Regions from separate parts of the Homo sapiens genome. Here region 2 is linked to region 1. Evidence: read pairs that join two places in POLR2A ChIA-PET (ENCODE). Cell type or tissue: PC-3. All regions are shown on one strand. Links, peaks and the distances in the headings refer to the core of each region. The heading gives the core; the rest is flanking DNA.

Region 1 (16,468 bases), core at 4,385-8,384:
AGGTGTTTTTGTTCAAGAGGATCAGACCAAAGGGGTATGCAGTATACGCTGTGAACTCATTCAGAGGAACCAACATATTTTAGAGTAAAGTTGTCTAAAAATAACTTGCTTCAACAGTTCTGGGACATTTTTTTCAGTCTTTTGCCAAGAATCTAATTAATGTGTGTTGCGATTTTCTTTCAGGCAATATGATGTGGATTTTATATCTCATATTCTTTTTTTTTTGGAGACCAGAGTCTTGCTCTGTTGCCCAGGCTGAAGTGCAGTGGCTCAATCTCGGCTCACTGCAACTTCCACCTCCCAGTTTCAAGCAATTGTCTTGCCTCAGCCTCCCGAGTAGCTGGGACTACAGGTGCCCACCACCATGCCCGGCTAATTTTTTTTGTATTTTAGTAGAGACAGGGTTTCACCACGTTGCCCAGGCTGGTCTCGAACTCCTGAGCTCAGGCAATCTGCCCGCCTTGGCCTCACAAAGTGCTAGGATTACTGGCATGAGCCACCATGCCTGGCCTCTCATATTATTTTATAAAGAAAATTCATATAGCCAAGTGGATGTGAATAATGTGATATGTGAGCAGCTAAGATGCTAAGGCTCATCATGCCATTACTTGATTCTCTCCAGCCCAGGACGTTGATACAGATCAGTTAACCCAGTGAAACTACTCTTGCTGCTCTCCTCTTCTCATCCCCACGTTCCACTGTATTTCACTTCTGCAGAGAGCTGGTGCTCAGACTGTGCCTCTGTGAAGCTGGCAGTGAGTGGGCAAGTGAGAAGACTCAGAGTAGAAAATAGGTTCCAGGCATGGACTTTCATTGTTACTCAGAGTTTATGTAAGTAGCTACCAGGAAATAATTAAATCTAAAGGCTGAGGCTGGCCTATCTTCCCGGGACATCAGTGAATAATAATAAAACACTTTATTAAGAAAATCCTGCCAGATCTATTCAGAAATAGGATGTACATGATCTTTTAAGATAAAACACAATAAACTTCAAATATGCTTCACAATTTTTTTTTCTAAGTGGGCCACTTTAGGCTGAGCCTCCAACTTCCTAGGAGCCTCTCACCACACATTATAGAGCATAATTTCAGGAAACATCTGCAGTGGATTATTCATTTCTGGGAGTATTATCAATCTAACGAAACAGTCACTATGGATTTTAATAGTGGAGTAGACCTTAAACATAATCAGGCCTGATCTAATTATTTTAAAGATGAAGTTAAGAACAAAGATAAAAGGTACAAAAAGCCTTGTGGCATTTTTCTTTCTCCCTAACAAGGTCCAGAGCTAAAGTTTTTCATGCCCTGACCTATTGAACATCCCCCAAACACACCACTGTGTCTTTGCATACAATCTTCCTTTTCTATGCAACGCCTTTTTTTTTTTTTTTTTTTTAGATGGAGTCTTGCTCTGTTGTCCAGGCTGTAGTACAGTGGTGCAATCTCGGCTCATTGTAACCTCCACCTTCCTGGTTCAAGCGATTGTCCTGCCTCAGCCTCTTGAGTATCTGGGATTACAGGCGTCCACCATAACACCTGGCTAATTTTTGTATTTTTAGTAGAGACAGGGTTTCACCGTGTTGGCCAGGCTGGTCTCAAACTCCTGACCTCAGGTGATCCACCTGCATCGGCCTCCCAAAGTGCTGGGATTACAGACGTGAGCCGCTGCACCCGGCCAATGCCTTCTTTTATTGAAAGTTTTTACTTGCCATTTAAGACCCAGCTTCCTTGCCATTTTTACTTGCCGTTTAAGACCCAGCTTCCTTGAGGAAATGTTTACTTGCCAGCTTTACTTGCCATTTAAGACCCAGCTTCCTTGAGGAAATCTTTCTCTACTCACCTAGGCAGAGTTAGCTGCTCCTTCCTGTGTGTTCTAATAGATCTTTAAATATAATTTGGTTTTTAGTCCCTCTGTTAGATTTAAAGATCTAATAGATCTTTAAATATAATTGGGTTTTAGTCCATCTATTAGATTTAAAGATTTAAACCAAATATAATTTGGTTTTAGTCCCTCTATTAGATTTAAAGATCTAATAGATCTTTAAATATAATTTGGTTTTAGTCCCTCTCATCCAAAAGAAAAAAAAAGTAAACAATATCCTTTCTGGAGCTCCCTCTCCAGTTGCCATCCTTTCCATAGTCTCCCCTTCACAGCTAAAATCCTTAAAAGAATTGTTTCCATATTCAGGCTTTACTTTCCCACTTCCATTTCCTTTTCAATTCACTCCAACTGGCTTCTGACCCCTCCACTCTGCTGAAATTATTCTTGGAAAATGCAGCAATGACTTCTGCACTACCCAATCCAATGGCTGATTGCCAGTTCTTACTGCACTTTTTCCCTGTCTTGAAGATTCTATACAGTTGACCACCACATCTTTAAAACACCCTTGGCTTCTTACACACCACAATCTATTGGTTTTCCTCCAATGACTTGAGGCATTTCTTCCAATTTCCTTGAGAATTCATCCACCTCTCCTGAAACTTTAGTGTTAGAATTCTTAGAGTTTATACCTCAGTTCTCCTCTTTCTTTCTTGGTGATCTAATTCACTCCCTGGCTTCAAATTCTAAATCAATATCTACAACTTTCAACAACATGTCTACAGTTAATCTCTTTCTGAGTAAGAGAAATTGCAAATCCAACTGCATACTTAAATTGCTAGCATCATCATGAATGATTATAAATGATAAAATACCACTGAGAACTAGCTAAAATAAAGCAGAGTCAGAGACACAGAGAGAGAAAGAGAAAGAGAGACAGAGACAGAGAAAGAAATGTATTAATAGACAAATACCAACTCAGCTCATGTAACCAAGCCAGGGACAGAAACAAGGGAATGCCTATATTCTCAGTAGTCTTTTCTTCTGCCTCTTCTTTCTCTGTATGGTACCCTCATTTTTTCAATCCAACATCATCCCCACAGAGGTGACATGTTCATCAACAGCTCTGAACTTACAGGGTCACAGCTCTGCAACCGGAGTATAAAAATCTGTTCTCCCCATTCAGATTAAGAGAAGTAATTAGATTGGTCCAGTGAGGCTCATATGGCTTTTCTAGGAATCAGTCATTGTGTTCTGGGCATGATGATATTCTGATTGATTTGAATTGGGCCATATGAACACCCATAATTACTAGAGGAATAATATTGGGTCAGGCAGTCACCTAATTAATATCATTTAAACTATTCAACATTTCCATCTAGGTCTTTCACAGGTATCTTAAGTTGACAGTATCCACAACTTAATCAATAATGTTTATCCAAAAACACGATTGTTCCCCAGTATTTTAAATGCCAAAAAATGACATAAACATTCATGAAATTTCTCAAGCCAAGATACTTAAGAGTTATGCTTGACAGTCCCTCTCCCTGCTGTTATTGCCTAGCCCACCCACCATCCAATTATCAAGGTCTATCAATTCTACATCCAAGATATATTTAGGATCAGTCCACTTCTTTCTGTCTGCAATATTGCCCTTGTAGTTCAAAACAACGTCACTCCACACCTAGATTACTGCAGTAGCATCCTAACTGGTCTCCAACTGTCCACTCTTTTTTTTGTTTTTGAGATGGAGTTTTGCTTTTGTTGCCCAAGCTGGAGTGCAATGGCGCAATCTGGGCTCACTGCAACCTCTGCCTTCTGGGTTCAAGTGATTCTCCTGCCTCAGCCTCCCGAGTAGCTGGGATTACAGGTGCCCACCACCACACCAGGCTAATTTTTTGTATTTTTAGTAGAGGAGGGGTTTCACCATGTTGGCCAGGCTGGTCTCGAACTCCTGACCTCAGGTGACCCGCCCACCTCGGCCTCCCAAAATGCTGGGATTACAGGCGTGAGCCACCGAACCCAGCATACACTCTTGATCTCCTGACATTCTTTGTCCTCAAGGCAGAGTGACTTTATGAAATTTAAAACTTACCATACCTTGCTTCTGCTTAAAACCTTAGAAAAGCTTCTCATTGTTCTTGAGATAAGCCCTGCATTCCTCATTTACCCTGGGAATCCAATCTTTGCTTTCTTTCTAACCTCATCTTTTCCTACTCTTTCTTTTCCCTCATTTAAAATGTTTCAACTCTATCAATCTTTCCATTTTTGAAATGTAATCTGACATTTTTGGGGGGTACTGGGCTTTCACATGTGCCAGGCAAACATCTTGTTACATGCTCTCTAGGCCTTGGCCTTTTTCACATCACTCATCACAGCTTTAATACTTACAATGCAAATGTTTAACTGTGAACTTCTTAAGACCAAGGACTGCATCTGTCTGGCTTGACGTAGTACTTAGCACTTAGTAGACGTTCAATCAATATTTGTTGAATGAATGGTCATCCCACTTTATTACAGTCCTTTACATACCTGTATTTTCTGCCAAGATATGAGTTCATTCTTTTATTTTACAAATATTTATTGAGTGCCCACCTTGTGATATTTAAGGAGAGAGTTAAATATCAGGGACAGAGGCATGAAGATGATACAGGGGATTCTTACCTTTAGACATTTATAGCCTTTCTACTATGCAACAATTATGTGTTTTTTCTATGTCTCAATTCCTGGCAGATACTGTTTAATGAATGTTTGCTGAATGAATACATGAATGAATTAATGGGCATTGTGAACTTGACCACCAACTACTCTCTGTTCTTTTTGCTGTACCCTGTCCTGCATGTTTCAAATGACCAGAAGTTTCATAGCAGAGAAAAATGGCCACTAAACCATGGGTTTCCTGGCTGACAATGAGCTGGTTCAAACATGATGATCATCCCTTAGGCAGAAGTGAGATAGGTCCAAGCCAGGATACTGGCACCAGGGAGGAAAGAAGGGTAAACACACACAGCATTTGGGAGCCTTGGGGCAAAGGTATGCCAATGGTGGGAGAAAGGAAGAGGAAAGAAAAGACAAATGGTTGAGAGGCTGAGGCAGGCGGATCACAAGGTCAGGAGATCGAGACCATCCTGACTAACACAGTGAAACCCCGTCTCTACTTAAAATACAAACAATTAGCCGGGTGTGGTGGCGGGCACCTGTAGTCCCAGCTATTCAGGAGGCTGAGGCAGGAGAATGGTGTGAACCCGGGAGGCAGAGCTTGCAGTGAGCCGAGATCGCGCCACTGCACTTCAGCCTGGGCGAAAGAGCAAGACTCTGTCTCAACAAAAAAAGAAACGACAAATGGAGGTGAGGAGTGTTCTTTCTTTTTTTTTTTTTTTATCAAGAAGGTTGTTACAATCCCCTTTTTAAAAATTTAAATAGCTTTAAAAGTACAAGTTGTTTTTGCTTACATGGATGAATTGTATAGTGGTGAAATCTGGGCTTCTAGTGTACCCATCACCCAAATATTGTACCCAATAGGTAGTTTGAGAACTATATATTTTTCATCGAAGTTTCTTACTTAATGTCTGTCATTGACTGTGCATTGTGAGCTTTGTGGTAGAAGGAGCAATGTTTGTTTTGATTTCCAGAGTCTCCAGTGCCAGTCGGAGCAATCATACATACTTGATGAATGAATGAATAAATGAATGAATGCTCAACATCTCCCAGAGAACATACATCCAGTGTCTGGTTCTGAGGCTCACCCTCTGCAGGTAAGCAGGAAACCCTAGAGAGAAGGTTTCCACACCCAGGTATTCCAAGACATCTCAAAACCATGGTCAAGAGGCAAATGGATCTGCTACTGGATAGCTGAAAATTCTCAGAAGAAAAAAATGTTTCATAGAGATGAAAAGTCCAAAAATGCATTTGTGCCTAGAAGGCATAGCAGCATGAATGAGTAAATCTTATTGGGTAAATCTTTTAAGAAAAGAGGTGGTGGTGGTAGTGGGATATGTAATATGACATATATAATATGACAAGGCTTTGGGTACCTAAGTTGAAGAGGAGATGCTTTTAGGGAGAAAAGGGAGCAAAAAAAAAAAAAAAATAAGAAGCCTGAAGACCTCAAACATAAAATTAGCGGGGAATTTTACCAGAGCAAGTATAATTTTGTGCCTTTCCTGACAAGTCAAAGCACTATCACGTAAGAGCTAAACCGATGATCTCTAGAACCCAGTGGCTTAGGATCAAATCATGGCACTGTTGATTCTGGACAAGACACTCAGTATCTCTAGGGGTCAGTAATTTTATTTGAAAATGAGGACCCATCTCTTAAGGTGTTGAGAGTATTCAATGAAGGAATTCCTGGAAAACACCTAGCGTGTGTTACAAGGGCGGTAAATATTAGGTATTGCTACTGCTTACACAGATTACTCGGCAGGAGGGGTGGTCACCATTTGAGCAAATCTACGATCGTGGGGATTCAAAGGAAAACCAGAGGAAAGTGGGGAGCCCTTGAGTTAATCTACAGGAGAGATGTCTGCACAGAGCAGGGCATGCTGTCAGTGCATGGTGAGTGGTGACTTTCCTTCCTTCTGCTTCTGTCATCTCCCTATTTCTATGACATTAAATTTGAAGTGCACAATTCTCCCCACTGTGCCTTGTGGCTTCCCTGTGCCCAGGAAAGCTTTTCTGGTCTGGAGATGGCAAAAGGCAGCCTAGTAGCTACGCCAAGAGAAAAATGGTCAAAAATGCAGATCAGAGTTTTCTTTTTAAAGAAATATATATTTTAAGGTTAGAATCTAATCAAGCACAAATAATGCAAAGTTATAAACCCACATTTTTTTCTTCTTCTTCATTATTTTAAGAGCCCTCTGCTCAGGAAGGGGGCGAGGGCTGTTTCCTGGCTCTGGGCAAATGTGTGAAGGAAGTGAAGTGCAGTGCCCTAGGCCACCTCCTTCCCCTATCCCCTTCCCCATTCTATTCCCCTAAGTTCGTTACCAGGCACTCTAGGCCCAGATCTGTCCCATTTCCCAGGCAAAATCTTCTCTCAAAAAGGATCTGAAACTCATTTACATTAAAATATGCGTGAGGATTGCAGTGGAAAGCGTTGCCCCAAGGTTGGCCTTAGCTTTAAATAAACCAATGCCTGCCAGAGGCAGCAGAGCTTCCTCAGGAGGCACCAGCATCCTGCTAGTTGTTGGTTTTTTTTTTTTAATTTTAGCAATGTTTATATAACACTAAATCAAGACACCGAGTAGTTAATTTACATAATGTTCGTATCACCAGAACAGTGTTAATATACATGAACATATTTTGTAATCTTTTTTAATGTTTTTTTTTTAACTTTTATTTTAGGTTCAGGGGTACGTGAGCTAGTTGGTATGTTTAAAGTGGATTCATCCTGGAATTCCCATCTCACTACTCAGGTTGTAAGTTGAGCTGCAGCATTTAAAGAAAGGCACCAAGGGTAAGAGAGAGCTATGCTAGCACTCAGAAAATAATAAGCATCTTCATTCCCTTTTGGCAGAAGAAAGTGGAGGCCCACTCATTAATTCCAACCTCCCCTGAATTTAAAAATTGCCCAAAAGTAGTTATGTTACCAGTGGAGGGTGTCCAGGTTCTTGGCGTTTTGAACAAAGAATTGGACAAACCACACAAAGCAAAGAAAGAATGAAGCAACAAAGGCAGAAATGTATTGAAAACGGAAGCGCTCCACAGGGTGGGAGCAGGACCGAGCAAGCGGCTCTAGAGAGCTGGTTACAGAATCTTCTGGGGTTTAGATACCCTCTAGAGGTTTCCCATTGGTTACCTGGTGTACACCCTATGCAAATGAAGAGGATGAAGTGACGTTACAAAGTTACTTACTTGGTCGTAGAGACTTGGAGTTTTTCATTTGATTTAGTTCGAGGAAGTACTTACGTTCCCTAGCTCCAGACCCTGTTCTCCCGCCTCAGTTATGTATTGACAACCAGAGGCCTTGTGGTCTCTCTTTTAGCAGGTCCAGGTTAAAACCCTGGAAACCAGCATTTCTAACACGCATTGTGGGGTCGTGGAGATTAAATGAGGGACTTATTGAGAGGCTCTTGGCCTTGCATGCCTAGGATCAAGAGAGTTGGGTATTATTTGAATCTTGTATGTCACTTCTTGTAACCTCATTTGGAAGCATAAGTCTGACTTCCCATTTAGGCTCTCCTTAACCGTCAATTGCAGGCATTTCAAGAGCCTCTCTTTCCTCTGCCGGCCGTTCCACATGTTGCTGACAGATTCACCTTCCTACAGCACAGTCCTGAGCTTGCTTGCCACCTTTTAAAAAAGATAGCAAGGGCTATCTATGATCCTGGCTATCTTTTTAAAAAATTGAATTATTTTGTTCCCACATTTAAAATGAAATGTAAACTCTCTATTGCAGCTTCAGAGCCCCCGCATGACTTGGTCCTTGCTGATCTTTTGACTTCATTTCCTACTGTTTCCCCTCCTGCTTCCCAGGGTCCAGTAACACGTAACTGATCCTCACCTACCTCCTTGCTCACTCCTGCCTCAAGGCCGCTGCCTTCCTCTTCCCTTGCAAGGAAAAGGAACACACTATTGCTGTACCCAGAATGTTCTGACCCCATGTCCTTGCATGACTGGTTCCACTGCATGGTTAGTTCTTGGCTCAACAATTACCTCCCACTAGAGCAGCACCCCAGGATGCATCGCATTATGCTATTTTTATTTTTTTTACAGCACTTCTATCATCTGAAATGACTTTGCTTATTTGTTTTCTTGTTATTATCTGTCCACCTCCCTCCAGAATGTAAGCTCCCTGGGTTTCCTGTTCACGGTTCACTGTTGTTACCTCTGCTGCCTAGATAGCAGTTGACACACGGCTGGCTTTCAAAAAGCATTCTGCATAAAACCATATTATGTCTCTTTCACATCCTTAGCAGTCCTCACAGCCCTCGCTCGCTCTCGGCGCCTCCTCTGCCTGGGCTCCCACTTTGGCGGCACTTGAGGAGCCCTTCAGCCCACCGCTGCACCGTAGGAGCCCCTTTCCGGGCTGGCCAAGGCCGGAGCCGGCTCCCTCAGCTTGCAGGGAGGTGTGGAGGGAGAGGCGCGAGCGGGAACCGGGGCTGTGCGCGGCGCTTGCGGGCCAGCTAGAGTTCCCGGTGGGCGTGGGCTTGGCGGGCCCCGCACTCGGAGCAGCCGGCCGGCCCTGCCGGCCCCGGGCAATGAGGGGCTTAGCACCCAGGCCAGCAGCTGCGGAGGCTGTACTAGGTCCCCCACCAGTGCCGGCCCACCGGCGCTGCGCTCGATTTCTCGCCGGGCCTCAGCTGCGTTCCCGCGGGGCAGGGCTAGGGCCCGCAGCCCGCCTATGCCTGAGCCTCCCATCCCCTCCGTGGGCTCCTATGCGGCCTGAGCCTCCCCAATGAGCACCGCGCTCTGCTCCACAGCGCCCAGTCCCATCGACCACCCAAGGGCTGAGGAGTGCGGGTGCACGGCGCGGGACTGGCAAACAGCTCCAGCTGCAACCCCTGTCTGGGATCCACTGCGCGAAACCAGTTTGGCTCCTGAGTCTGGTGGGGACGTGGAGAACCTTTATGTCTAGCTCAGGGATTGTAAATACACCAATCGGTACTCTGTATCTAGCTCAAGGTTTGTAAACACACCAATCAGCACCCTGTGTCTAGCTCAGGGTTTGTGAATGCACCAATCGACACTCTGTATCTAGCTACTCTGGTGGGGCCTTGGAGAACCTTTGTGTGGACACTGTATCTAGCTAATCTGGTGGGGATGTGGAGAACCTTTGTATCTAGCTCAGGGATTGTAAAGGCACCAATCAGCGCCCTGTCAAAACAGACCACTTGGCTCTACCAATCAGCAGGATGTGGGTGGGGCCAGAGAAGAGAATAAAAGCAGGCTGCCCGAGCCAGCAGTAGTAACTCGCTGGAGTCTCCTTCCGGATTGTGGAAAGTTTGTTTTTTTTTTTTTTTGCTCTGCAATAAGTCTTGCTACTGCTTGCTCTTTGGGTCAACACTGAGTTTGTGAGTTGTGAGGCTCACCACGAAGGTCTGTAGCTTCCCTCCTGAGCTGGTGTAGACCATGAACCCACCAGAAGAAGGAAACTGCAAACACATTTGAACGTCAAAAAGAACAAACTCTGGACACGCCACTTTTAAGAACTATAACACTCACCACGAGGATCTGCGGCTTCATTCTTGAAGTCAGTGAGACTAAGAATCTGCCAATTCCGGACAAACTTTCGTAGTTCTACATCTTTTTCAGAATCATAGTACATATTCCTACACCTGCCAGTGAAGGACTTGGGTGGTTTTGTCTTAATACACTTGCTATAAATAAATTATGCTTAGGTAGCTTTCTTGTTACTACAACAACATACACATGAAGGTGAAGTTTGTGGATCAGTATCGTTGGCATCATGTGGGCGTTCATTAGAGCTACGGCCCCTGACAGCTGCAGACTTACTGACTTCCCCCATTCCTATTTTAACAAGAGCCCAGGTAAATAGAAGGCACCTTGGGCCACACCTCATAATTACTAAAGGAGTAATACTGGATCACACAATCACCCAATGTGTTTTGGCTAAACTACTCAATATTCCTACGTGGACGTCTCACAAGTATCTCAAGCTGACAGTGTCCAAAACCGAACTATACTATTGCTCCCAAAAACGTGATTCTCTTCCAGTGTTCTCAAAAATTGAGAGCTATTGTCCTAAAATTTGTGAGCTATTCAAAGGCACAGACTCAGTATTATTCACCTTCGTTTCCTACATGGAATGTCCTCAATGTTTGCTGAGCTGAATTTATTTTATTTTTAATTGATACATAATAGATGCACATATTTTAGAGGTACCTGTGAGAATTTAATACATTTATGTAATTTGGTCTTTGTGTGTGTGTGTGTGTTTGAGACAGAGTCTCGCTCTGTTTCCCAGGCTAAAGTACAGTGGCATGATCTCGGCTCACTGTAACCTCTGCCTCCCAGGTCCGAGCAATTCTCCTGCCTCAGCCGCCCCAGTAGCTGGGACTACAGGCACGTGGCACCACATCTGGCTAATTTTTTTTCATTTTTAGTAGATTTGGGGTTTTACTATGTTGTCCAGGCTGGTCTTGAGCTCCTGACCTCAAGTGATCCTCCCACCTCAGCCTCCCAAAGTGCTGAGGTTACAGGCGTGAGTCACCACGCACAGCCCATTCATATATGTAAAGATCAAATCAGTGTAATTGGGATATTCATTACCTTAAATATTTATCTTTTCTTTATGCTAGAAACATTCAAATTTTCTTATAGCTATTTTGAAATACACAATTATTGTAGACTGTAATCACCTTAGTGATTTATCAAACACTAGATCTCATTTCTTCTATCACTGTACATTTCTACTTGTTAATCAACTTGTCTCCGTCCCCTCACCCTCCTACCCTTCCCAGCCTCTGGTAACCACCAGTCTACTCTCTACCTTCATGAGATCCATTTTTTTTTAGCTCCCACATATGAGAGTGAGAAATGTGGTATTTGTCTTTCTGTGCTTGGCTTATTTCATTTAACATAAACACCTCCAGTTCCATCCGTGTTGCTGCAAATAACAAGATTTCTTTTTCTTTTCTTTTCTTTTCTTTTTTTTTTTTTTTTGAGACAGAGTCTTGTTCTGTCACTTAGGCTGGAGTACAGAGGCGCAATCATGGCTCACTACAGCCTTGATCTTCAAGGTTCAGTCAATCCTCCCACCTCAGCCTCCTGAGTAGCTGGGACTACAGGCATGTGCCGCTACACCCCACTAAGTTTATAATTTTTTGGAGAGATGGGATTTTGCCATGTCGTCCAGAGTAGTTTCAAACTCCTAGGTTCAAGTCATTCTTTTTATGGCTGAATAATATTCCAGTGTCTACATATACCATATTTTCTGTGTCCATTTATCCATTGATGGACACTTAGGTTGATTCCATATTTTGACTATTATGAATAGTGCTGCAGTAAACATGAGAGTGCAGATATCTCATTGATATATTGATTTCCTTTCTTTTGGAGATATACTCAGCAGTGGAATTACTGAATCACATGGTAGTTCTATTTTTAGCTTTTTGAGGAATTTCCATTTAGTTTTCCAGGGTGGTTGTACTAATTTACATTCCCACCAATAGTGTATGAGGGTTCCCCTTTTCCCTACATTCTTGCCAGCATCCATTATTCCCTGTCTTTTTGATAAAAGCCATTTTAAGTGGGATGAGATGATATCATCTCATTGTGGTTGTTTTTTGGGTTTTGTTTTGTTTTGAGACAGGGTCTCACTCTGTTGCTCAGGCTGGAGTGCAGTGGTGTGATCTTGGCTCATGCAACCTCTGCCTCCTGGGCTCAAGCAATTATCCTGCCTCAGCCTCCCAAGTAGCTGGGACTACAGGCTTGTGTCACTACGCCTGGATAATTTTTGTATTTTTAGTAGACATGGGGTTTCACTATGTTGCCCAGGCTGGTATGGAACTCCTGAACTCAAGTGATCCACCTGCCTCAGCCTCCCAAAGTGCTGGGATTACAGGCGTGAGCCACCATGCCCAGCTCATTGTGGTTTTGATTTGTGTTTCTCTGATTATTAGTGGTGTTGAGCATTTTTAAATGTACCCATTGGCCATTTGTAGGGTTTTTTTTTTTTTTTTTTGAGAAAAGTCTATTCAGATCTTTTGTCTATTTTTTAATTTTTTTTTTTTTGCTCTTGAGTTGTTTGAGTTCCTTATATATCCTGTTTTTAAAATTCTTGTCAGATGGACAGTTTGCAAATATCTTTTCCTATTCTGTAGGCTGTCTGTACACTCTACTGATTGTTGCCTTTGCTGTACAGAACGTTTTTGCTTGATGTAATCCCATTTGTCTATTTTTGCTTAGATTGCCTTTGCTTTTGAGGTCTTACGCAACAAACCTTTGCCCAGATCAAAGTCCTGGAGCATTTCCCCAGTGTTTTCTCCTAGTAGTTTAATACTTTCGGGTCTTAGATTTCAGTCTTTAATTTATTTTTATTTGATTTTTGTATATGTGAGAGATGGGGGTCTCGTTTCATTATTCTGCATATGATTATCCAGTTTGTCCAGCACCATTTATTGAAGAGTGTTGAGCTGAATTTTAAAAATTTATAGTCTAGTGGAGGAAATAGCCTAAGCAATAACAATGTGACAGTTACTTAACTAATCCAGTGAAAACTGGCAAGGCTCTCAACTCAGGAGGAAAAGTTAAGAAATATTAAGGAGCTAGAAGTGACAAAATGTGGTCACCAATTGGAGAGATGATTTATTTACTGGAAGGAATTTTAAATGACTCCCAGTTCTCTGCTTTGGAAACTGGGTGCATGGGAGTGACAGTCTCTAAAACAGGGACTGTAGGAAGATCAGGCTGAACTCAGGAGAGATATCAGGGTTCAAAGCAGATTGTAGAGCTAACATGCAACAGCCAATGTTGACTCAGTATTTACCCATCAATGATCCTACCACGTTCCCTGAGTCCATTACTCTCCTACCCTCCAAGGTGGTTATCTCACACCCCATTCTTTCTCCTTGAGCCTTCTTCACCTCCTGCACAGAGTTAGGTCTTAGCCGATGGCCTTATTTTCTATTTCGTGGAAACAGCAGAAGCAGCCAGAAGAGGATGTGCTTGAACTCACACCCCCACACCTATAATCTGCCTTTTCTCTTGAGGAAAACTAACCAAATTTTCTGTTAGTTTTCTGGGTCCCATCCCTTTTCCCTTTCCCAAAGACCTCATTTCAATAATTCTATTCCCTCTCCACTGCATCATAAAAATGTCAGTGTCTATTAGCTTGTTTCTATTATTGTTCAAGCATATTGAATCTCCTATCTTAAAAGCAAATGTAAACCTTCTTTGACTCCACACCATCCTTTAGCTATCACCCCATTCTTCTCCTCTCCTTTACAGCAAAGCACCTTGACAGAGTTGCCTATACTTCTGCCTCCAACTTCTCTCTTCCCATTCTCTCTTGTACCCACTATTGAAACTGCTTTGTCAAGGTCATCAATGACATCCACATCACTACATCCGCCACTCTGTTCTCAGCCTCCATCGCACTTCCTCTATCAGCAGTGGACACACTTTTCACCTCCTCCTGGCCTCTCTGCACTTGCCTTTCAGGACCCCACACAGTCATGGTTGTCCTCCTTCCTCTCAGGCCACTCCTTAGTCTCCTTTCTTGGTTTCCCTCCTCTCCCTGACTTCTTCATCTTGGCATGCCCGATTCTCAGTCCTCAGTTTGCTTCTCTGTTCTAAGTGCATACCCTTGACGACCTCATCTGGCATCACTGCTTTTGAAATCAACTAGGTGCTGATGACTTCCAAAGTTTTATCTTTAATCCAGACCTATTTCTTAAACTCCACATTCACATATCAAATGCCCTTCTCAACAGCTACACTTCAATGTCTAATAACCATGTAGGATTTGATTTACACTAAATTGATTCTGTATTTTCACCCACTGTGTGTTCCCCCACAGTCCCTCTCTCTTTTTTTTTTTTTTTTTTTTTTTGGGAAGTGGAGTCTCACCTTGTTGCTCAGGCTGGAATGCAGTGGCACGATCTCGGCTCACTGCAACCTCCGCCTCCCAGGTCCAAGTGATTCTCCCACCTCTGCTTCCCAAGTAACTGAGATTACAGGAGCGTGCCACCATGCACAGCTATTTTTTGTGTGTGTGTTTTTAGTAGAGATGGGGCTTCACCACGTTGGCTAGACTGGTCTTGATCTCCCGACTTCAGGTGATCCTTCCGCCTCGGCACCCCAAAGTGCTGGGATTACAGGTGTGATCCACGGCTGCTGGTCGGTCTTTCTTACCTCTGAAAATGACAACTCTCCTTCTCTTTACTGGGGCCAAAACCTTTGAGCTCCATCTTGATTTCTTTCTTCCACTCCCCACATCCAGCAGAAGATAGTGTTGGTCTCACCTCCAATTATGACTCAAATTAATCATTTCTCACTACTCTACCACCACCACCCTGATCCAAGCCCCCACTATCTCTCACTTTGATTATTGCAGTGGTCTCTAGGAGCATAAGTCAGATCATATTGCTCCTCTCCTTAAAATCTTCAACAGCTCCTGTCTCACTCACGGTAGAGGCCAAAGCCCTAACATTGCCCTTGCAACCTGATCTGTCTTCCTGATCTTTTCATCCTCTTTCTCCCTTCATTCTAGCCCCATGATGATTCCTTCAAGATGCCAAACACTGTCCCACCCCAGGGCATTTGTGCTTGTTATTGCCCCTGCCCAGCCTCATGGTATAATCCCTCCCTTATTTTAAGTCTCTGCCTAAATGTTGCATTATTAAGGAGGCATTCCCGGGGACCCCATAATGAATAGAAGGGTCTGCTCATGGCCACCCATCCTACCTACCCAGCATTATATTTTTCCAAAGCATTTCCTCCATCTAACATGTGAAATGTTTATTTCATTTATTCATTGTCTGTCTCTTCACTAGAATGTAAGTTTCATGAGGGCAGGGATTGGTGTGATTAGTTTATTGCTCTATCTCCAGCACACAGAACAGCACCAAGCATATAGTAAGCACTCAATAAATATTTGTTGAATAAAAAATGAATTAAAACAATGTGCATTGAATGTCTCCTATGTGTCGTGAACATATAAATAGGAGTTGAAAGTGTAGGAAACAATGGGATCTCACCTCAGGAATTGACAGGTGAGATTGAAACAGAAGGGGAATTGACAGGTGAGATTGAAACACAGTTTGGGGAAGGGAAAAAAAAAAGAGGACCCTGGAAGGGAGCATGAAAAGGAGTTGCTAGAGAGGTAGATAATAAACCAGGAGAAAATTGTAATGGAACACAGGGCAAGAGGGCAAGGTAGAGTTAAGAAGAAAAGGAATTGCTGGCTGGGCACGGTGGCTCACACCTGTAATCCTGGCACTTTGGGAGGCCGAGGTGGGTGGATTACCTGAGGTCAGCAGTTCAAGACAAGCCTGACCAACATGGTGAAACCCTGTCTCTACTAAAAATACAAAAAAATTAGCTAGACATGGTGGTGGGCGCTTGTAATCCTAGCTACTTGGGAGGCTGAGGTAGGAGAATCGCTTCAACCTAGATGGCAGAGGTTGCAGTGAGCCGAGATCACACCATTGCACTCCAGCCTGGGCAACGAGAGCAAAACTCCGTCTCAAAAAAAAAAGAAGAAAAGGAATTGCCAAGATAAGTGATGCTGCAGAAAGGTAAGGTAAGACAAAGAAATGGAAAGCACCCATTGGATCTAGAAAAGCATCTGGAGGACCTTAGTGGCTCCTAGGAACTGTGATAGTATTCCCTCCCCTAGGAAGCCTCTTTACATACCTTTTCCATAGTGCTTAATAATCAGAATGTGAGCAGACTGACCTGTCAGTTACCCAGCAAGTTGGACTGTAAGCTGCCCAAGGGCTTTGGGCAAGGGAATGGTATTTACTGGACAAATCTATGGGCTGGGTGCCTGCCAGGTAATTTGCATATACTAATATATTTGATTCTCACTGCAACCCAGTGAGATAGGTGTAATTTCCCACTTCACAGATGCAGAAATTGAGGTTCCACAAGGCTAAATAACTAATCCAAGATCTAACAACTACTAAGTAGCAATGCTGACCCTAAAACTTTGATCTTCCTGACTCTGTGCTTACTAGGGAGCGGGGTT
Region 2 (16,468 bases), core at 8,009-12,008, 1.2 Mb before region 1:
GAATACTTGTAACTTTTACTATTATATATCGTATTTGCCCTAGAGTTTTGTAGGTCTTCTTTATGAAGTTAAAGACATTTCCTTTCTAAGTCTTTTTACTCATTTTCTTTCTACTTTTATGAAAGTATTATCATTAATGTTTATTGATTTTATTGAACATCTTTTTTGCAACTATAGATGTAATTATATGGTTTAATCTCTTTTAACTTGTTAAAGTAGTGAATTACAATAATCCTGATCTGTAGTTTTCCTATTTTGTTCTGTCCTTGGCTAGCATTTATATCAAGGTTATACAACTCTCATAAAATATGCTTGGAAGTGTTCCTTTTTTTCTGTTCTTGAATTTATGTAAGAAATATTTGGTAGCATGAGTAAACTCTTCTGGCACATTATTTCCTGTGTGACAAGATTTTTAACTACAGATTGAATTAGATTTTACTATACAGGGGATTTCTAGTTTTTCTTAAGTTATTTTTATGTAATATTTTCTACAAATACATATATTTCATCTGTTCACAACTTGTTGGCCTAAAGTTGTTCATAATATTCTTTTTTTTTCCTTTCTAATATCTATGGAAAGAATAAGTATCTTCTCTCTTTTATGCCTAATGCTATTTGTTTTCATATTTTTTCCTTTTTGGGGGGTAAATATCACCAGACATTTATCGCTTTAAGGAACAATTTTTAGCTTTTTGAAATTTTACTTTCTGTTTTATTTGTTTTTGTACTTATTTCTATTATCTTTTTTTCCCTTTCTTTGGGTTTATTGTGCAGTTCTTTTTCAATTGTTTTAGGTTGGGTATTTAGTTCACTCAATTTTAAGACTTTCCTCTTTTCTAATGTAAGAACTATAAACAATTTTTTTCTCTGATAACTGCTATTGTTGCCTCCTATAATTTTTAAATATAGCTTTTTGTTAAGTGAGAGGGATGGGGTCTTGCTATGTTACTCAAGCTGGACATGAACCTCTGGGCTCAGGCAATCCTCCTGTCACAGCCACCTGAGTAGCTGGGACTACAGGCATGCACCACCATGCCAAGCCTAAAGATAGCATTTTTCTTAACTCTAACTGCATAAACATTGAATAAATAAAGCAGTTTGCCCAGGTATTTATTTACATAATCTGATAATGTGTTGAGAGCATTAGGGCATAGAGTACAGTTTTCATAATTTCTAATGTACTTTTAAAAAAACTTAGATACACCTCAAATAAATAACTCCATAATTTCCTTTCCCTCTCATGTATACATACCTTAACAGGGTAAAAAATAAAATTAGCACGTTTAAAATCAGAAAACGTTCTTACGCAAGGCCCATGGCCTTTTGTATTTATGCTACCTGAAACAGAGAAGACTGAACATTGTAGGTATAGCTAGAAAAACCAAGACTGAATGTGCTTTTAGTTCATCCTCTTTCCAATTAGACACTTCCTCCTTTGCAGGTGGATCCTTTTAGGGGCCCTAGTTTTGGAGCCCAAGAGCTTGGTTTGTTTTAGACTCAACTTCTTAATCAAATGTATCTTTGGCATGTCATTTAACGACTTTACAGGCCGGGCGAGGTGGCTCACGCCTGTAATCCCAGCACTCTGGGAGTCTGAGGCGGGTGGATCACCTGAGGTCAGGAGTTCGAGACCAGTCTGGCCAATATGGTGAAACCCCGTCTCTACTAAAAATATAAAAATTAGCTGGGTGTGGTGGTGGGTGCCTGTAATCCCAGCTACTCGGGAGGCTGAGGCAGGAGAATCGCTTGAACCCGGGAGGTGGAGTTTGCAGTGAGCTGAGAGATCATGCCACTGCACTCCAGCCTGGGCAACAGAGCAAGACTCTGTCTCAAAAAAAAAAAAAAAAAGACTTTACAAACTTCAGTTTCCTTATTTGTTCATTAAAAAATCATAATATCAAATTCCTAGAATTTTTCTAAGGATTTAATAAATGTGAAAAAAGTATTAAAAATAATACTTTATATTTACAAAGTAAATAATTATTAATTATTTTTCTCCCTATAGCAGTATTTCTCCTCAAATTTTCATACTTTGTTTTTTTTTTTTCCTCCTTTGTTTTTCTACTTTCCTACTTCTCCTAGGAAGCTTTCACTTTCCCTCTCTAAATGTTACCGGAAAGGGGTAACAGACCACGAGACAGGGTTCTTGGATCTTGCGCAAGAAAGGATTTGAGGTGAATCCATAGAGTAAAGTGAAAGCAAGTTTATTAAAAAAGTAAAGGAATAAAAGAATGGCGTACAGAAGCAGAGCAGCTCTGAGAGCTACTGGTTGTCCATTTTTATGGTTATATCTTGATGATATGCTAAGCAAGGCGTGGGTTATTCATGCCTCCCCTTTTTAAACCCTATAGGGTAACTTCATGATGTTGCCATGGCATTTGTAAACTATCACAGTGCTGGTGGGAGTGTAGCAGTGAGGACAACCAGAAGTCACTCTTGTCTTGACTGGGTGGGTTTTGGCAGGCTTTTTTTACTGCAACCTGTTTTATCAGCAATGTCTTTATGACCTGTATTTTGTGCGACCTCCGATCTCATCCTATGACTTAGAATGCCTAACTTAGTAGGAATGCAGCCCAGCAAGTATCAGCCTTATTTTACCCAGCTCCTATTCGAGATGGAGTTGCTCTGGTTCAAACACCTCTGAGTCTTCTGACTTACAGGCCGAGTGTTAGAGATTCAATCTTCATAGATGGGAAATCCCCTAGAGATCAATTACATATTTAAAGCACCTCTTTTTGCAGAGGAAAAACAAAGGGGCAGGGAATGATTATCCCAATGTCTGTCACTGGGGGAGGTAAAATTTCCTAGGAGTTAATGGGAGAGTCAAGACCAAAACACAGGTTTCAGGACTCTTCTTACCTGATGAGTGGAACTTTTAATTTTTATTTAGTTAAGTGTTTTGGCCAGTAATTAGCAACCCTTTATGAGGTAGTTATGCCTATAAGACATCCAACAATGGTCCTCTATTGAGTCTACTAGAAAAAAATAACAGTTTTATTAAAAGGCTTGATAACTATGTGATGTTAGTCCAGAGTACCTATGAAGTGATGAACCTCAAGATGCCTATGAATTTAGAAATAAAATAAAATTCAGTCAATAAAATACAACGCTACATTGCAAAGCCAGATCTTCAAAAGCCAGTATGGGGCACAGAACGTGGTAACTGGATAAAAAGTATTTCATTGTTGTTATTTATTTTGTCATCCTTGAGGAAACAGTCCCTAATGGCAAGTCACTTGACTTATAAACTAACAGACTTCATTAAATCGATATTGATTGATTTGACATCAGCAGTCACTCACTGAGGTTCATTCAGTCCACGCATCTGAAAACACTGGGGGATCATGCTTGCCCCTAAGGTGCCGTGACTTTGGTACACAACACCTAAATGTCTCCAGAAAGTTCACAGATGCCTGGCTAGCCGCCATCACTCCGAGTGCAAAGGATGCCCAGTGCCCAGCTGATTCCATCACGACAGCGTCCTTAACAATAGCTGTGGACTATTGCTTGTTTAACCTAGCTTCAGGGACCAACATCATTCGTGGAGAGGGAGCGAGCAGGAGTCTGGTCAGTCACGTCCAGCCTTGGCGCCTAAAATTAGGCAGGGCTGTGGAGTAACATGAGCGGTTTGGGCGTCCACTGTCCGGCTCCAGTATCCCCGAGTCCAGAGGCAACAGGAGTCTCTAGTCATTATGCATGTAGAGAAATCAAAGAATTCGAGAGCAAGGGCCTGGAATGCCTGGCTGCCTCCCAGCTCTCTTACGAAGAAATAAATTCCATTGTTGTCTCACTCTCCTTTCCGTACTCTCAGAATCAGCAGTTACTGTACGCCAGCACCTTTCACTCTCCAAGGAGACTGCTCAGCTACAGCAGGAAGCACAGGGATCTTAAAACATAAACTCACAGTGCTCCCCACATTGATCTCCCACACAAACCCATCTCTCCTGTCAGGGACTGTGGGCTTCGTGACTTTCTCCATGTGCTGGACTGTCGCATGGTCACTGTTGCCAGGGACTCTTTGAACTAATCCCAAGCCTATGTCAGAAAAGCCTGTGATCGATTCCCAGTGCCATCCTGAACCACAAGATTGGAATATCGCACCTTTCAACTGCCTGGGCTGATAAACAATACAGCATGTACTCAGCTTCATAAACACTCTGCCTTGTTACAAAGGGCATTGCAAACTCGCCGTGATAGGACTTGACCTTAAAAGCTATAGACAATCTAGCGGAGCACAGACGGTTTCATAAAGTACAATCACTTCCTGGAATTCTTGGGCCAGTGCAGTCGGAGCCGTGCAAATCCTGTTTTCCTTGCATTGTTTCCTGCATGTGAATATCATCAGTCTAGCAGGTCTGTAACCATGGCACTTGTAAATAGCCGAGGGGCGACTTCTGATAAAGGCATACAGTTTTAAGAAGCTTTTTTTTTAAGACAAGCCTAAGTCAAGCTCTACAAATGCCATATAGTAACAACCAAGTCGACAAATTGCATTTTCTAAAGCACATATATCCAGATCCAGATTTGTTTTTAAATCACCAAGGGAAGCAGAATCGATGCCCATTGTATTGAGGGTACCGTGAGTTGTTTTTCACTTGTTGTAATGTGAATTTCCACGCCAAATCCATAGAGATGGACACTGACTACAATTGCTAGCAATTCTTTCCACAGTATGTTTCCTTTTCCACTGAATGGGGTTGGGAAATTTTAATTGCTCCATCCTTCAGTTTCTCCAATCAGCAAGAGGAAGAGAAAACACCAGTTATTTCTTGGAATGCTCAGTTTAAAACTTTCTCTTCAAAAGTTTGACACCACTCTTCCTACTCCAACTTTATTTGGTGCTTGACAGGCTCTTATTTAAGCTTTGAGATGATATGGTGAATGAAACGTGTGGTCTCAGCTACTCAGGAGGCTGAGGTAGGAGGATCACTTGAGTCCGGGAGGCGGAGGCTGTTGTGAGCTATGGTTGCACCACTGAACTCCAGCCTGGGCAACAGAGCGAGACCCCCACCTCAAAAAAAAAAAAAACAAAACAAAACAGGGAGACACAAACAAATAGACTGCTTTAAGTTTCTGGAAAATCCAAAGATGTTTACTAGATTTGCTGCAAATGCCTCAGTATGTAAAGTTTGAATTGGCTGAATCAATCCTGATTCTTCCGCTTTCTATATTATTGAATTGTTGGTTAAACTGACAATAAAAGTTAAAATTCTTAGCAGATGTAAAATGTGATGGATATTGGGCGAAGTGTCGACAAAAGTGTTTTAGGCTGAGAAGGATATCCTTGGGAGAGAAAGAAAAGAAGAGACCACTCATACAATAGTATGAGACTATTGCTTATGTTTTCATAGACTTATGTTTAATTTTTTAAGATTCAGAAGTCTTTCTGAAACTTTATTTTCTCTCTCTCTCTTTTTTTTTGAGATGGGGTCTCTCTCTCTCTCTTTTTTTGAGATGGAGTCTCTCTCTCTCTCTCTCTCTCTCTCTCTCTAGCTTGGGCTGGAGTGCAGTGGTGCAATCATAGCTCACTTCAGCCTCAATCTTCCAGGCTCAAGTGATCTTCCCGCCTTGCCTCCTAAAGTGCTGGGATTATAGGCATTAGCCACAGTGCCTGGCATATTTCTATTTCTGAATTTTAAATTAAAATCAGTAACATCTGACCAATATCTTCACTTGAGTATCAAGGACAAGTTTGACGCCTTTGGGAGAAATTATGTCTTCTATTATGCCAACACATTACACGTGGTAAGCACTAAAAGTTTTAGGATAGTAATTAACAAAATATACCTCAGTTTAATGCTTTCTCTTAAAATAATGCTTTCTCTTAAAATATTTTTGATGAGTTGTTTTTCTCATATCTTATAATGATGATCTGCTTTCAAATCTTCACTTTCCATGAAACTACTCTGTGTTTCAGGTGTCATCTAACTTTTTTTTTTTTTTTGACAGTCTCTCTCTGTCACCAGGCTGGAGTACAGTGGGGCAATCTCGGCTCACTGCAACCTCTGCCTCCCGGGTTCAAGCGATTCTCCTGCCTCAGCCTCCCGAGTAGCTGGGACTGTAGGTGCACGCCACCATGAGCAGTTATTTTTTGTCTTTTTAGTAGAGACGAGGTTTCACTATGTTGGCCAGGCTGGTCTTGATCTCTTGACCTCGTGATCTGCTGGCCTCAGCCTTCCAAAGTGCTGGGACTATAGCCGTGAGCCACCATGCCAGGCCCATCTAACTTTTAATATAGATTGTATGATGTTTTCATAAAACAAGCAGGGCTCAGAAAGGCCGTATAAAGCCACAGAGCCAGCAAGCAGCAGAGTCTGCATTTTAATCCATATGTTCATGGCTTCAAAGCAATGTTATTTAACTCTAACAATGCAATTGAACTAACAACTGACATCAGACACAAATATTCTGAAGAACCTGGAGAAATAGAAAAGAATTGGATAGAACTGATGGCTCATGGGCAGAAGCTGTGCATCAGGAAGAGGAAATAAATGGCATTGTTCAGCCATGAAGCCATATAATTTCAACCTGACTTTCCTTCTCTATTGTCCTGTCTCATTGTCTAGCTTGAAATGTGGCCGCAGTCATGTCAAGTGGCTAACTTCCTGCATATTTGGTTTCCTCATGGGAGCTTAGTAATTCCTGATTGATTTAGAGCAAGAAAGTAAAATAAATTCTAGTTTTTCCAACTTCCATGCCATGGAAGTGAAAATGTATTTTCACATTGATGTCTTTAACCACTTCCCCTGCACGAACTAGTGATATGATGCCAATTCTCAAAGGATCTGACTTCTCTTTGCATTTACATAAGTTCTCCGAGCTCAAGGGTAAGGTAATGTACACTTCCCCTGGCAGCCAGCAGGCTCAGAGGCATTCTCTGTTGGTTAAAACCACTTCTCTGGGTCCCATTACCATATTGCCTGCAACCTAATAATGCCACGCCAAATTTGGCCTTCTGATAAGCAAGAGTAACTTCCTCTATAGCCAGAGGGAGGCACATAGCATGACTTTGGAGCCAGACATAGCTTTATATATTATATTTACTTTAGGGGGCAATTCATTTACGGGCACAGGCAGGGACATAAATACCTCCTTTTCATGAGGGTCCCAGAGGGACAGCAGGCATACAATGTCACTTCATACCACACAAACAATACAACATAGAAGACTCCTCCTAGCATAATAAACAAGCCACAGTCACCGTGTTCTTGACATTGACAATGCTTTTTAAAGTTAGATCAAAAAGGTGCTTGGGCTTTTTAAACATGTTTTTAAACTTGGTGTCTGTCTGGACAGGGCAAAAAGTCCTCTCCATCTGTTGGATGCAATAGACCTGGAAGTCGCGTGATTTAAATAAATTGTGCTTGCAGCATTTTGAAGGTATTTTTCCTTAGGAGCTGCATGGTAAAAAGAAATTATTTGGGGTTTTCGTTCTGTCCACAATGTTTAATCAAGTATAGTTTATATTACTTTTCTTTTGATAATTAGACAAAGCCTGGTAGAACAGAGAGCAATCCAATAAAGAAGTGAAATTTCAGCTTACATTTTTCAGAGGATCACTGAATACATCTAAGATTTACAATTTTAATTATTGGCTATAACTATTAACTTGTAATTAATTATATAAAGTATTTTGATATTTTGATAGGTTTCTTAGGAGTTTTATTTTTCTTTTTTAAGGGAGGCAGTAACTAACTTCTCTTTTAAAAGAAAATTAGCTTAAACATCAATTGGAAGTTAAGGCCAATATTAGAGAAACATCAAATTACTTCCAAAAATCAACCAGTCTGTCTCCTTGTGTCTGTCCTGCGTTTTGAAAGTGTGAAAAACCAATAATAGAAATTTTTCTCCAAAATAAATTAAATATCATTTACCCAGGAACAGGAACAAAAAGTTTCTCAGTCCTAAGAATGTAGTCATCAACATATGTCTCTCTGTATAAATGTATGCCTGTTTAGAAGAAACAAAATATTCTTCAGACAATATCTACTTATACTCATTAACAATTTATTTACCAAGAGTATGCACTCTTTCTTACTAGAGTAATACTGAGTAAGGAAAAGGAATTCAGACCTGTATCCAGCCAACATGGGTATTATTGTCTCTAACCAGTCATATCCATGTTAGAGATTGTCTGGTTAGAGTTAGAGCAGGGACTCATATATGACTGGGACACAAACTGAGATAGATAAATCCCAAAGATAGACATGGATAAATTGCTAAGGGAGGCCCTATTTGAATTTCAATAGACTCAAATGTTAACTCCTGCCATCACAAGCAGAACAAAACATTGTATGCTCAGATACCAGAGTGTTTAATTCATCAGCGGCTCTGTTGATCCATGTGTTGTATGGGATCTCCAAGATGTTCACTTTAGTAACCTACCTGCTCATGGAAACAACCAAACTTCAGTTTAAGTATGGCTTATCTCTTTACTCATGATTGGCATTTGGAGCTTCTTTTTTTTTTTGAGATGGAATCTTGTTCTGTTGCCCAAGATGAAGTGCAGTGGCAAAATCTCTGCTCACTGCAGCCTCCACCTTCCTGGTTCAAGCGATTCTCCTGCCTCAGCCTCCCGAGTAGCTGGGATTACAGGCGCGCACCAGCACGCCCAGCTAATTTTTGTATTTTTAGTAGGGATGGGGGTTTCACCGTGTTGGCCAGGCTGGTCTCCAACTCCTGACCTCAATTGATAACACCCGCCTCGGCCTCCCAAAGTGCTGGCATTGCAGGCGTGAGCGACTGTGCCTGGCCTCATTTGGAGCTTCTTGTAGACTTCTGAGAAATGATTTACCTCAGTTGAAGGAAGATGGATTGCATGTCACAGGCAAAGTGTGTTTGGACAAGCTGTGTGAGAGTTTTCATGGCTAGCAAATACATTGTCCCACAAAAGGACATAAAAAAAAATATCTCACTCTAACACTAAGAAATACCACAATTGATGTCATAGTTTTTAAATAACAATTTGTATAGCTGTGGTCTTGACCCACAACAGTCAGTTCTATCCAAATACCTTGCAAGACTTGTTTCCAACCGTCTCTATAAACAGTGAGAGCATCATCCAGTGTCCTGAGGTAGTTGATTTAAGCTCAGAGGCGGGCCTCGCTCTCTTGAAAGAAGCTAAAGGATATTTCTCCTAATGCTGGCAGGGAAGAAGAATTATCAGTTTACTCCACAACATTGACCAGCTCAAATCACACAAAAACAGAAACTTTCCATGGTTTCCAAGCTGTGGCGTTTTCTAATAGACTTTTCTGCCTATCAGTAATTCTTTCCAAGAGGTTGGAAAGATTCTTTTTAAATTTATCTTTAAAGCAAAGGTAGAGCACCCTTTGGAAATCATAGGTTGTTTATGGTGTCCTTGCTGTACTGTGAAATAGTCAGGGGCAGTAAGAGTTTCGGTTGTGGCTGGGGAAGAGTCTATCTCCTCACCATCCCCCATCCCCCATACCCATCTGCCCTTCTTAGGGATTTTATTCCATCAGTGGTGGGAAGGATCATCTTCAAAGTCAGTGAGAAAAATGGCATTCACTAGAGATGTTAGAATTTGGAAAGAGTGGCCAGGCCCTGTGGCTCATGCCTGTAATCCGAGCACTTTGGTAGGCCGAGGCGAGTGGATCGCTTAAGGCCAGGAGTTTGAGACTAGCCTGGGTAACATAAGGAGACCCCCACCTTAACAAAAAAATTTTTAAAATTAGCCAAGCATGGTGGCCCCTGTGATCTCAGCTACTCAGGAGGGTGAGGTGGGAAGATCTCTTGAGCCTGGGAGGTTGAGACTGCATTAAGCAGTGTTTGCACAACTGCACTCCAGCCTGGGTGACACAGCGAGACCCTGTCTCAAAAAAAATTGCAAAGAGTTACTGGTGGGACCCCAACACCCAATTTGTCAATGGGACCACTTCCAGAGTTTCAGGATTTACTACTCCCAGAATAGAGTTGCAGTTGAATGATACAATATGTGGTAATTTATCAATAATATGATTAGTACCATTTCAACCAAGGTCCAAAAAATTCAATGGAGATTTATATGAGACAGATGTTCCCTGAGATAATTCCTGCCAATAAACACAAATGGGGCTCCAAAGAGCACCCATAAACAGGGTAAGAATTAAATAACAAAAACCGGAGACAATGGAAGGATTATGAATATTCTGATGTACCATCTTTTTTTTCTGAAAGGCTTTGTATATTATTCATTTTTTTTCTTTAAGAACAATAAATAATATTGATGACTTGTTTCTGACTCTCTTGGTCAAGTAAAAGAAGTCAAAAGAATTCTAGTAGTGGCAGGGTGACCGAGTCTATTCTATATAGTGTCATTAAAATAATTGCTATTTGCAAGCTGACAAATTGTACCAAGATTCCCTAGGTTTTGTTTTTCTTTGAACCACATTTGGAACAAGAATAAACAAATCTCACTGCAAGGTGATGAATTGGATTTAGTCCTGGTTGATTCAGGCCTGGGCGATGGTTCTGAAATTCTTGTCTATGAGTCTGAACCTGTTGAGTCATTGAAAATCAGCAGTACTAGGGTGCGCTATGCTGGTGTAGTGCAAACCCAAAGCCATTAAAGGACGTAACACAATAAAATATTATGCTCTGGGTTGCCCAGGGGATGAGCAAACCTCAGAATGCCCAGACATGCACCTAAAATTAGGAGGGGTCTTCACATTCTTTAACAATGCCAATTCTCCTATTGTTGAGAAACACAAATTGGTGAATATTTCTGGATGGGTTTTCTCAAGCTGACAAGTGATTTTCTGGCTCTTTGTTAGAGAGAGAGAAAAAGGAGAGAGAGAGAGAGAAAGAATTGCCCTAAGGATAAACTATTGGGCTCAAAATCCAAAGTAGACTTAAGATGATTAATGTAAATTTTCTTGACTTCATTTATTTATTTGTAATAATGTTGTCATCTTTGTTCAATGGGATTCTTAGAAGTTTGTGGCATATGGCTTAAGTTACACTTGAATAACCTGACCTATACCTTCAAAATCTTGCACATGCACATTTTGGAAATTTTAATGAGTCAAATGTCAATGATTTTTTTTAGCAGCCAGTCCTTAACATGAAACACATAAAACACAAAATTTACTTTCAAAAAGTCAATTTCATACTCATCTGCAGCTTAGGATTAAATCACTCATATGAGGCAAGTAAACTCAGAGAATGATTCACTTTACAAGGGTTCTGCAGGAGGAAGCCTAAGACATGTTTGCCTTGAAAAAATAATACATCTCAGTTGTTTATCAACCTAAAATTCTGGGCACATTTTACACTAAAATAGAGAGGAGTAGGATTTCATTTTTTCTCTAATCAATTTCCTTCACAGAAGCAATAAAAATCAGACCCAAATATGCAAGGAGACTCAACAGTCGATGTCATTCAGTGCCTCTTTTCACTATGAAATAGATAATATTTTGTTACCTTAAGGAGATTACAGTGCTATCTGCTTCTTCTCCTGTTCCTCTTTCTCCTCCTCTTTCCTTTTTCTGGGGATGGGGATGTGAGATTTGGGAGAAGGTTAACTGAATGGCATATGATGAGGGACAATTTTAAGACATTTCAAACCCTTGTGTCTCTCAGGCAAATAAACAGCCCTATTTTTGTCTAAAGAGTGTGGGTTAGGGTCTGCAACCTGCCCTTGCGCAGCAATGGAGGGAAAGGAGAGTGACAGTTTCAGGGAGCTCAACTCACCCAGGAGGGGCAAAACGTTCTTTGTGAATTCCTTCAAATCACTGAAGCTGCCTGTCAGATTGCATCTGAGTGTTCTAGCATATCCCTGGGAGCCGCAGGCCATCCCTTGCTGCGAGGGTCCTGCGTCATTCTGAGCAGCAGTGCCTGGAATGCAGGCCCGCTGACTTTGAGGAGTGTCAGTAGGCTCCTTTCCCCAGAAGCCACACATGACCTGGGGCAGACAGCCTCTGAAAGCTAAGACTGGGAGCTGCTGGACATAGAGGAAGAATAAGACAGAAAGGAAGGAGGGAGGGAAAAGAGAAAGGAGGAACATAGGGTAATAAGCAGAAGGAGATTAAGGAATAACAGAACATTTTGTTGTCAGGAATGAAACCTATCTCCATGCCCACCCCCTAAGATTTGTTTACCCAGGTATTACTGCATACCTATAGCTATACACATACCCAGACACAGCCATACCTGTACATATACACATAACTATAGCTATACACGTACACACAGACACACGCACACCCATACCCACACATACACATATACATATACCTGTAGCCATGCACATGCACTGACATATGGCCATAAACATGCCAATAAACATGCACACAGCCATACACATACATACATGCATGTCCATACCCATACACATACACAAACACATACCTGTCCATGTACACATACACAGATGCATAGCCATAGTCCTACACATGTACACACTCATGCCCATACATATACACATAACAGTACACATCCCCATACCTGTACACATTCATAGCTATGTACATATATGCATATTAACCAGAATCATGATATTGTTCTTCTTATCAATAGAAGAATGTCATTACTTTCAGATCATTATACATATATCATTACTTTCAGATCCTCATGCATCATAACTGGAAACTAATAACTCTGTAAACTATAAACTGTGTAACCAGACATGTTTTTCTCAGCACGCATGGCTTCCATTCCCGTTTAGTAGTAAAAGCAGATCAGGGCTAAGTCCTTGTTAGCAAATCATGCTGATTTATTTTTATTTATGTGTTGCGCGTACTGGTTGGAAAGGTATTAAGCCTGTGGGACATTTAGTAGAATATTCTTCAAAATTCTTGAAATTGCTGATTCAGTTAGAGAATTCCACAGGCATGAGTTCTTACATGAACATTGCAGTACAAAGATTAATGACCTAAGCATTTCAGTTTTAGCTTCAAGTCTAAAGGTGGAAAGGGGCCCACTCATAATTAATAAAGTGATGCTGACTCATACAGGCTGGTAGGCTTTTTGCCATAAACAGAATAAGTGTATCAGCTTTAAAAACAAAATTTAGGCCTTGTCTGTTCCAGTTAACTTGGTATACATGAGTTCCATCAATCTCTATTTACTGTGTTAGACATTACAACTGAGGCATTTAAAAATATTTATTTATTCTTTCATTTTAAAATAACAATAAGCAATTCTATTACATGTTAACCTAAGTAACATATTTTTATAAAAAGCTATATTTTCCAAAACAAGAAACAAATTTAGTGAGAAGGGTGGCATCGCTTTATATTTTTGCAAGTCTCTTTAATGTCTGGCTTAACAGAAGACAGCTGGGTTCTCAAATCTGTTTCTGCATTCAATCTGCTGTGTTATGTTGATTTCGTTGAAACGTCTGAAAAAATCCAGTCTCACAGAGATAAGTAGTTGAAAAAGTGAAGAATTTGTAGCCTACCTGAAAGAGCACTGCTGCTGTAGACAGTAGCCTATCAGAATCTCACACCAGTTTCTAGCAAGATTTATATTTTCGATAGATTATTCTAACAGGCCAATGAATTAGAATGAGCGAGACTACCGTTCAGAGGCTATTCTGTATGGCAAGGTGATAGAACTGAAAGGGTTAAGTGACCCATTCATGTTGAAGGTGACAGAAAGAAAAGAGAAGAAGGTGACAGGGAGAGTGGAGGTGGAACACAGGTTTCTGTAGGGGATGACAAAGACTATGATGTTGCCATCAACTGTGGTAAGGATTAGCCTTTGGAAGAGTAAATCTTTGTGAGATAGGAGGAAGGAATAAAGAATTCTATTTTGAATATGTTGAGTGTGAGTTCCTGTTATGCATCCAGATAAAGGTGTTGGGGAGACATTTGATTCCATGAGTCTGAGATACAGGGGAGACGCCCATGCTAAAGACTGGCAATTGCCAGTCATCAGCAAACAAAAAGAGGCTAAATATTTGAGAATGGAATAAGTTCTCCAGAAAGAACAAGTAGAGTGAGGAGTGTGAACAAGAACAGACACTAGGAAACACCAAAGTTAAGGCTGGATGGACAGAGAGAATCTCATGAAGTGACCGAGAATGAGAATAACCAAGAAGCTGTGGTATAACTAAAACCATGAGAGTATAGAATTCACGAAGACTCTGGCTAATGGATTTACAGCAGCAGGAAAATCAAGCAGGATGACGACAGAGATATGGTTATTGGTGTTCGTAGAACAATACCAGTAGAGTGGGTTGGACAAGCATGTGGTATCAACTAGATTGTAGGGGACTGAAGCATAAATTGGAGGTATAAGTAGAAACAGTAGAAATAACTTTTTCCTAGAAATTTGGCCGAAAATAGAATGAGAAGAACAATGCTATAACCAAGCAGAGTCAAGAGAGTTTGATTTAGCACAAAGGAGACTTGAACATGTTTATGGGATAAGGCAATGAAGGTAGTTGCGGGAAGAACTTGAAGACATGGGTTATTAATCATCACAAAATATTCTAGGGGATAAAGGGAAAAAACTATCAAGAGAGCAGGTATTATGTCTCTTTCATTCTCTCTCAAATATCACAGAATATTGATCTTACGGAGAGAACACAGACAAGTTGAAAGGATTAACAGATTCAACAATAAGCAACAACTCATTTCTGTGGTTATTAAAGGACATATTAATAATTTGTTGACATTTAGTAATATGGGATGAGAATCTGGAAATGAGTACTCCACTACAAAAAAGGACAGGCAAGACTGGTAAGTGTGGGGGAGAAGGGGAAAAGATAAAAATTAGCCTAAAAACTACTCCCTTACCCTCCTGCTTACAAGTTGGTGTCTGCTTCTCAGGAAGGAGAGACAGTGTACCAATGACACAGGCAGAGTAAACTGCATGTCGTTCTCATTACAGACAGCAGCTGTGGTTTTCCCCAACAAGCCCCTTTGTTGTCATCAAAAATAACTGATATAAAGAATAAACTCCTTAGGGAACCTTTTCCAAATGGTGCTCCTTGGAACACGAGTGCCTTTTGAAAAATTCATAAGTCATTAAAAATTAAAGGGGGGTGGCCTGCAAGAATACATGGAGTTAAACAAAGTTAAGCAGATTTCTTAACAGAAGACTTGACAGAATCATTACTATAATTACACACATTGGGAAGTTTTCATATGAGTGATATAATAGGCACCATTTCCCAAACTCAATCATTCAAACATTGTGTGCATTGAACACTTACTGATTTACTGATTTATGCTGTAACTGTCACACCAAAGAGGGCAGTTTGGGAAACACTGCTCTAAGGTATTGTTAAACTCAATAATGCGTCCCTGATTATTACTGTCATGATTCTTGTGTCTCGTGAATAGTTACATTAGTAGGTACCCCACTTAAATAACCCAATCTTAAGGCTTATTTCCAAATAAGTGTACTACAACCCATATTCACAAGCCAGTTTTGGTGTTATGTTATGACAGTCTGTTTTTTATTTTATAACAACTATCACCTCTGAAAAAATAGTCCATGGACATCAGAGACTCTTAATAACAATGTTTTGGTTGAAAAGATGATAATAAGATGCTGTGGGGGGATCACAAAAGAGTAAAAAGCACGATCCCTGCTCTTAATGAGCTTAACAGTTGGCTGAGGTAGATAAGAGAATTACATGAAAAATTAAATGATATAAAAGTTACATTGTATTATACAGTAAATAAGAAGCATCATAATTAATCATGACGCATGATTAACTGAGATTAAAAGGTAATAGACAAGGTGGTATTTGTCACATCTAAGGGCATATATTTGTATGAATTGAATCACTACCCACACTCCCAGAAATATATGCACTTCCAAAAATGTGCTGCATCAACTTGGAGCCCCACCAAGACACTAGGCAGGGCTGCTTCTATTGTTTCAGGATACAGACAAGAGTGTTGAGACAAATCTCCTCCTTCCAAATTCAACCAACAGCTGAGAGCACAGCACCCTCCAACTCCCCTTAGAAGACCACAGTCTCCATCCCTAGATTGGAGTGGATCCCAGCAAGTTTACACCAAGGTCTGTTCTGAAGGAGAGACACTATCCCTCAACCTGGATCTCAAGAAGCTGGTCTGACACCCCAACCAGCCATCTGCTAACAGCCAGGCATTCCTGACATGATTGCTTGATGAGTCATTTTCAGAACTCTCAAATTTGTGAAGTGCATTGCTTTATTTCCATCCTCATTTTTCCCCCCAGCTAGAAAAGCTTCCTGATGTCGTTCTTCCTGTAAAAACATGATTAATTTTTAGCCCTTGATTAGATTCAAATTTCTGTAGAGGGCAGTGAACAGGTTGCTTTGTTCTGTCTCCAGCTAAGAACTCAAGGAAAGAAAGCCATTTAATGTCTTTTCTACCTTCGGGAGAATTCTGTGGACTTTGTCCACTGTACCATAGCATTGTAGTCACAGGGATGTGCCCACGGCTTTCAACACAAACTTGCAGCTCTTTGGAAATGGGCCAATAAGAATGCATACTAGAGAGATGGGCTAGGGAGCATTGAAAGA

What was found. Peaks named below come from ENCODE experiments on the same cell type or tissue, not always from the same donor. Only the 100,000 strongest peaks of a DNase experiment are listed, where the experiment ranks them.
Region 2: POLR2A ChIA-PET joins it to region 1 with 13 read pairs; 1 of 35 experiments calls an interaction of 5 or more read pairs at or near these places.

Annotation. Positions count from the first base shown.
Region 1 is chr6:11,395,386-11,411,853 of GRCh38, reverse strand. No RefSeq gene overlaps it. Among named protein-coding and RNA genes, the nearest start is that of TMEM170B, 130 kb to the left of the region's middle. In PC-3, for the core only: no CTCF peak of the experiment used is centred there; no DNase peak of the experiment used is centred there; H3K27ac peaks cover 512 bases.
Region 2 is chr6:12,572,989-12,589,456 of GRCh38, reverse strand. It overlaps LINC02530 (long intergenic non-protein coding RNA 2530), which reads left to right and starts at 4,053. Exons shown (of 2, transcript NR_149140.1): 1 at 4,053-4,353; 2 at 5,950-6,689. In PC-3, for the core only: no CTCF peak of the experiment used is centred there; a DNase peak (open chromatin) is centred at 10,506; H3K27ac peaks cover 781 bases.